Regions from separate parts of the Mus musculus genome. Here region 1 is linked to region 2. Evidence: chromatin contacts called from ENCODE Hi-C data. All regions are on one chromosome and are shown on one strand. Each heading gives the region's core, a stretch centred on a gene start or an enhancer-like site at or near the end of the contact. The rest is flanking DNA. Distances are from core to core; before and after follow the strand shown. Region 1 holds the start of Cdc40 (cell division cycle 40). Region 2 overlaps Cdc40 (cell division cycle 40).

Region 1 (3,113 bases), core at 569-3,068, 35 kb after region 2:
ACTGTACTGAGCTGGGGTGGGGAACCCTGTGACAAATCAGGGGAACAATGCATAGCACTGAAAGTTGGAATGTCTAAGGAACACACGGGGAAGGCTGCTGGAAAGTCATAGGCTGGCAGAGCTTTGTTCTGTTCTAAAGATAGACTTCCCAGTGTTCTTTCATGCCAGATGTCCTTATAAAAAACTTCAACTTCATAAATGACACAAACAAGACCCAGGGAGAGCTTAGTTAGAAATCTTCTTCTTTTCCCTCGTCAGTCTTTGAGCTGGTCATTCACTCACACAGGGCTTACTACAGACTGATGCTCTCAAAGGGCTCAAGACACACTAAGTCTTCTCCTAAGTTTGGAAACTCTTGCTTTAGCTAACGTGGTCTCTCTCTCTTCGAATTGACATTTCATTTATTTATTTATTTATTTATTTATTTTATTTATTTATTTTGGTTTTTTGAGACAAGGTTTCCCCGTGTAGTCCTGGCTGTCCTGGAACTCACTCTGTACCAGGCTGGCCTCGAACTCAGAAATCTGCCTGCCTCTGCCTCCCAAGTGCTGGGATTAAGGCATGTGCCACCACTGCCTGGCAACTTTTTATTTTTTTATTTTTATTTTTTTAAGAAAGGATTTGTCTGAGCAATCTACACACACAAAAAAAAAATCACACTTCTACCTTATTCTTTGTTGTGGTTATTACCCCATCCCATCCCCACCCCACCCCCCACCCCCGGACACCCAGTGTTCAATTCAATCTGTAACTACTTTATTTGTCCACATTTAATTGGTTGTTTCACCCACGAGAATGATTCCAGTATGAACTATGATAGCAAAGATGTTCTGGTTGGTTGACCCTTGTGGCTTTAATCCTGTTGTTACTGGGAAACAATACATGCTCCATAGAGAACTATATTATAGAACTATAGAACTGGGTTTCCCCCTTTATCAACTTCCTCGGTTGGGTTCGTGCATGCTACTTCCTAAACTTTATGTCCTTTTCCCATTCATTGTATTAACACAAAGAATCACAATAGCTAACATGTATCGCTTTCCACTAGATAGATATTCGGCTCTGTGCTATAATCTTTACCATATAATTTCACTCAATCTTTACAATAACCCCCCGATAAATATGTTTTTATACAGCTATCTTCATTGCACAACTGTACAAAAGAACGTTGTGTAATTTGAAAGTAGTGAAGCCAGGATTCGTGCCGAGTTCCTCAAAAACAAAACAGTGCCTGGCCGTGGCTCACTTCTAGTGAGGGTACAAATTCTAGTTTGAAAGTCTTGATCCAATATTATCTATGCTCTGAACTTATAACTGATCTAATAAGGCTACATCTTAGTCTACAAATTCAAACTTTCCTCCTCTCCTGAACTAATTTTATCCGACGGAGATAGGAAGGACAGGGGTTAGTGGAGAGCTGCTCCGTACTTCTAATCGTCAAGGAGGATGTGGGAAGAGATGTAAACGCTAGTTACATACTTCTCAGCGCCAAGGTAGACCAGCCTCTAACCCGAGACGAGCTGAAAGCAGTTCCTGAGCTTATTAGTGTCCAAAACACTTACCTTAACTGCCACCTCCGGAGCCGAGTCCACCGCCACGGTCAGAGAGAGCTTGGCTGAAGGCGATTTGGTCAAGTGCATGAGAGAGTCCGCGGCTGGCAGCGGACACCGACTGCCCTCACTGTCCGAATCCGATTCGGACCCCGAGCCCGAGCCATACGAAGCAGCTAGAGCTGCAATCGCAGCCGACATGACTGCAACAGATACTCTCTGCTAAGGCCAGGCCAAGGCGGAAGAAGCAGCGTCTCCCAGGTCCTGTCAGATTGTCATGGAACTCGATATTTACCTCCTTTAAAAAAAATCATTTATAACTTCTCGAAAAAAACTTTATTATTGAGATAACTGTATCAAAACTTGAGATTCACAAACATTTATCTAAAGAAGCACAAGGGATTACAACTATTTGTAACTTTCAGGACCTCGTTGATTAAAGACCCAGTCCTGAGATGTGTTTGAAGCCTCGAGGACCTTCACTCCCGGCGTACAGTGCGGCGAGGAGCTCGCGGCACCATGGGAAATGTAGTTTGGAGCGAGGAGGTGGAGCCCGGCAGAGGGGGCCTGCCTTCGACCCCGCCCCCAAGAGGATGCTTCATTCAATTGGATGTCATCTTCCCTCATTCCCGAGCCCAGCACCGTTCTCTCCGGCCCCCTCCCCCAAAGTGCGGATCGGGCAATACCACAGAGCCTCAGGACAGGGGGAAGCGCCGTCCTCTTGCCCACGGACGGGTAAGTGGGTGGATGCTCATTCTCCCACCATGCCGCCGTACGCCCTGCAGGGTTCGAGGGGAGAGTGCGAATCCTAAGTTCAGAGACCTGGGACCCGTCCGGTGCAGCTCCGGGGAAAGGTCGTGAGGCCAGGCGGAGAGCGCCCCGCGGCTCCCCCTGCTGCAGGCGCGGGTCCCCGCGCCCGGTTGTGGAGCGTCGCGCGGGGAGGGGGCGGCGCAGGGCAGCGGCTGCTCGCGGTGTTGTTCGCTCGCGCGTCGAGCGCACCGCGGCTCGGGCGAGCAGTGGGCGCCCCCGGCGGCATTCCCGGCGGCCCGGCGCCTCAGCCAGTGCCCGGCGCGGCTTCCATCCCGCAGCCCGACGCTCCCGAGGGGCTCCTGGTGGCGCCCCAGTGCGGAGCCGGACCGGCGGCAGCCGCCGAAGCATGTAGAAGGGGTACGGCGCGAGCCCCCCACGGTTTCGCGGTGAGCACGAGTCTCTCAGGATTTTGTCCCTTTTTTTTCTTCCCGGGGTCCTGACGAGGGAACTGTTCTCCACCGACCCGAGCCGAGAGGGGCGTGTGGATGAGCCGGGGTCTGCAGCGGCGGCGATGGATGGGCGCGCCGCCCCCGCCCCCATCCCGGGCTCCCCCGCGCCCGCCGCCCAGCAGCCCGGGCTGCGCGTGGAGGACGAGGCGTGGGATCTCGGGCGCGGGGACTGGCCCGAGGCTGCTCTGGGTGCAGCATCTGCGGCTCTCACCTGCGGCGCGGGGTTCGGGGCTCCGATCCCGCCGCTCCGCCCTTGTGCATCGGCGCCGGCGAAGGCTGCAGCCAGTCGCGGAGCCCTCGGCTC
Region 2 (2,961 bases), core at 398-2,897:
CGCTATATTCAACTTTATGTTTTGTTCCTTGACCCTAGGGAAGATTGTAAACTTAATGGATAAAGTTAAAGTTAGAGAAAATTAGAAATTTTCTGAGAAACCATTTTAATCAGAGACAAATCATTTCTGTCACAAATGCCTGAAATGGCTGCTCCTATTAAAAGCAACGGCTTGCCGGGCGTGGTGGCACATGCCTTTAATCCCAGCACTTGGGAGGCAGAGGCAGGTAGATTTCTGAGTTCGAGGCCAGCCTGGTCTACAGAGTGAGTTCCAGGACAGCCAGGACTGCACAGAGAAACCCTGTCTCGAAAAAACCAAAAAAAAAAAAAAAAAAAAACCAACCAAACAAACAAACAAAAAAAGCAGCGGCTTTATATACTGATAGTATTCATCAATATTTAAAAAGGATAAAGCCTTAATGATCTGATCTTCCAAGCCACAAGAATACTATAGGATTGGTATTTATTGAGCCACCACAATGATCTGGACATAGAAGAGACACAATGATACTAACTATTCTTTAAAACTTAAGGTTTCAAAGACGCTCTGTTCATATCAGGTTGACAAGAGAGATAGCTCGCTTCCCTGCCTCACTATGTCTGGGAGGAAGGTTCAGATGGCGCTCGCTTCCTGAGAGCACCAAGAACAGAGACGGCTAAGGGCACTGCTGGTTGGTGTCCCAGTGTTCAAAAGGAAAGGATAAAAGAAATTATACTGTCTACTCTCTAGGTGTGGGGTTTTCATCATAGTCTCTTCTTCCTCAGCCAGTCTGAGGAACAAACACTCAGTTACATATCCATAACCTCCATAAAAAATGCATTATTCCTGATTCAATATTTATGTGCCCAATGCCAAAGCGATTGGATTACATCCTAATCAGCTGTCTGAGCTTTAAAAAGAGTCTAGCCAATTGGACCACAGAGCCATGTCGGAATCTACAAGTTTGGAAGCAGTCCATCAATAGCTACATCCATAGGGCTTAATAGAAAATAATTAGCCTCTAATTGCCTAACAACCACAAATTTATTTATGATTAACCAAACAGACTTAACCAAAGCACTGGCTCTGCAGCATTCTCAGGGTGAAGGGAACTCACCTTAATTTTACAGTCCATGGAGCAAGACAGCAACAAATGTCCAGAAAGAGGAAAGAGCCTGACGGCGCTGACACCCTGAAAAAAGGCATCACATTTTCAAACCGAAGCACCCAAGAGACAGTAGATCACAAGCAACCTGATTTGCTATTTTTCTTTATTCCAACCATCATGTTCTAGACTAGCCTTCATCAGGGTTGTATGAGGTCTTCTCTCGACACTATAAGCTAGGGAAGGCCTCAGATTCTCACTTCCTCATGCTGAGACAGTCAAATGGCTCCATGGCCCATTTCTTTCCCTTTTCTGTAGTTCCCTGTTCTTGGCAAAGATGTGGAAATTAACAGCTGGAACGGTGCAGATGACAAAATATATCAGCCTCTAACATTTGTAAATATCTCACTCTGCATTATTTTAAACTTTACCTTGGATTTGACAGCAAGGAACATCTACTCTTTGACATGTAATAACCCGGGAACCAGAGCAACGTGACCAAGGCTAAGCAGCAGACTCGGTACCATCTGCCCATTACGCACTGTGTGGTGCCAAGAGGAAGCAGATGGCAGCAGGAAAGGGACAAGCAACAGTCTGGGGGATGGATACTGACCCATAAACTTACAGCATGGCCAACCTGGATGGCCTTGAAGACTGGAAGCTGCAAAGCCTGCCTCACATTTATCGTGACTCTGATGCTCCTACTCTGCCTGCCTGCCTGCCTGCCTGCCTGCCCTGTGTCAGCAGCTGAAGCTCTGAACTGGCTTCTCTTTGACTTGCATAATGACAACACTCAACTGCCTTACCTTTGTGTGTCCAGACCACACGTGAATTTGTTTTTTGGGAAGGTAACATTTTTCAGGTGGCACAGATGACCGTAGATTAACACCAACATCCTGAGGTATGTGAAGGTAGGACCTGCCTTGATAGTCATACATTTCTTTAACTAAAACAAAATGTTGAAAGAAAGCCATAAATAAACATAAACCATAGTCATGAAATCTATGTTCTTAAAATAGTAACAAATTCTCAGGTCTACTGTCCATATTGAAACTTAGGTAATAACATGCTGGTGAGGTTAAATGTTAACATCATGAATTGGCTAAAATTATGCTCTCAGAGTTCTTTCTATCACTACACTAAAAGGCAGGTTAAGAATTTCTAAATACCCAAGAGGTAAGAGACCTTAAATAAGATCTACGGTTCTCTCACTCAGCCACACACTTTAGTGACAAAGATTTCACTGCAATACAATTACGAGTGAAGAAAAGATAATATTTACGTCTCTCAAGTCTCTTGTTATAGAATTTGAGGTGAAACAGGCCAAAAAAGGAGACACAAAGGCAAGTGTGAGCGCTCCTTTCTCCACCTTCCCACTTTCTACCTGTCGGCTTCCTTTCCCCTTCTTCATGGCAAGCTTTACCGGAAAATGTTAGATGGCTGGCACGATGGCACTCCTGTAATGTCAACCCTGCTTACAGAAGCCTCCGTGCAGATCTAAGACTATCATATGCTGCACACTGCTGCGGTGCTCGTGCAGTGCAAAGCTTTGTGTTGTTTTGGACACATAGTGGTCCATTTTGGAAAACAAAGACTTTCAACTTTTCTACTGAATTTCTTAGCATGTACAAAGCTAGGCAGTATACTTTTGGATTGTGTTTGTTTGGTTTAAAAAGCTGCTATTTGAGTGGTTGGTTTGAGCTTCATTAAAAATTACTAAATGAGTTGTGGCTTAGAATTAGGACAGGTTTTCCAACAACTTCTGAAATGGCCCTAAATATTTGTCTGCCATTTTGTACTATGCATTCATGTGAAGTAGTGTTCTCAGAAGTGATGACTGTAAAATCAAAATATTGATCAAGTCTAAAAAACATTAA

Evidence for each region. Hi-C counts contacts between places; a loop is a spot of excess contacts on that map.
Region 1: a map of left cerebral cortex shows a loop between it and region 2 (4-fold over the local background). The contact joins the promoter of Cdc40 here to the enhancer-like site in region 2. A Hi-C loop is called at or near these places in 9 of 37 maps with a recorded cell type or tissue (heart and left cerebral cortex).

What each region holds. Positions count from the first base shown.
Region 1 is chr10:40,881,325-40,884,437 of GRCm38, forward strand. It overlaps Cdc40 (cell division cycle 40), which reads right to left and starts at 1,819. Exons shown (of 15, transcript NM_027879.2): 1 at 1,563-1,819. The coding sequence starts at 1,751. It overlaps Wasf1 (WAS protein family, member 1), which reads left to right and starts at 2,503. Exons shown (of 9, transcript NM_001379453.1): 1 at 2,503-2,746.
Region 2 is chr10:40,846,034-40,848,994 of GRCm38, forward strand. It overlaps Cdc40 (cell division cycle 40), which reads right to left. Exons shown (of 15, transcript NM_027879.2): 7 at 1,891-2,030; 8 at 1,097-1,171. Among named protein-coding and RNA genes, the nearest start is that of Cdc40, 36 kb to the right of the region's middle. Within about 2 kb of position 1,648, at least 1 of the 3 ENCODE cell types and tissues checked has a DNase peak (open chromatin) inside an H3K27ac peak, as active enhancers do; it is left cerebral cortex, where a contact is called at or near this core.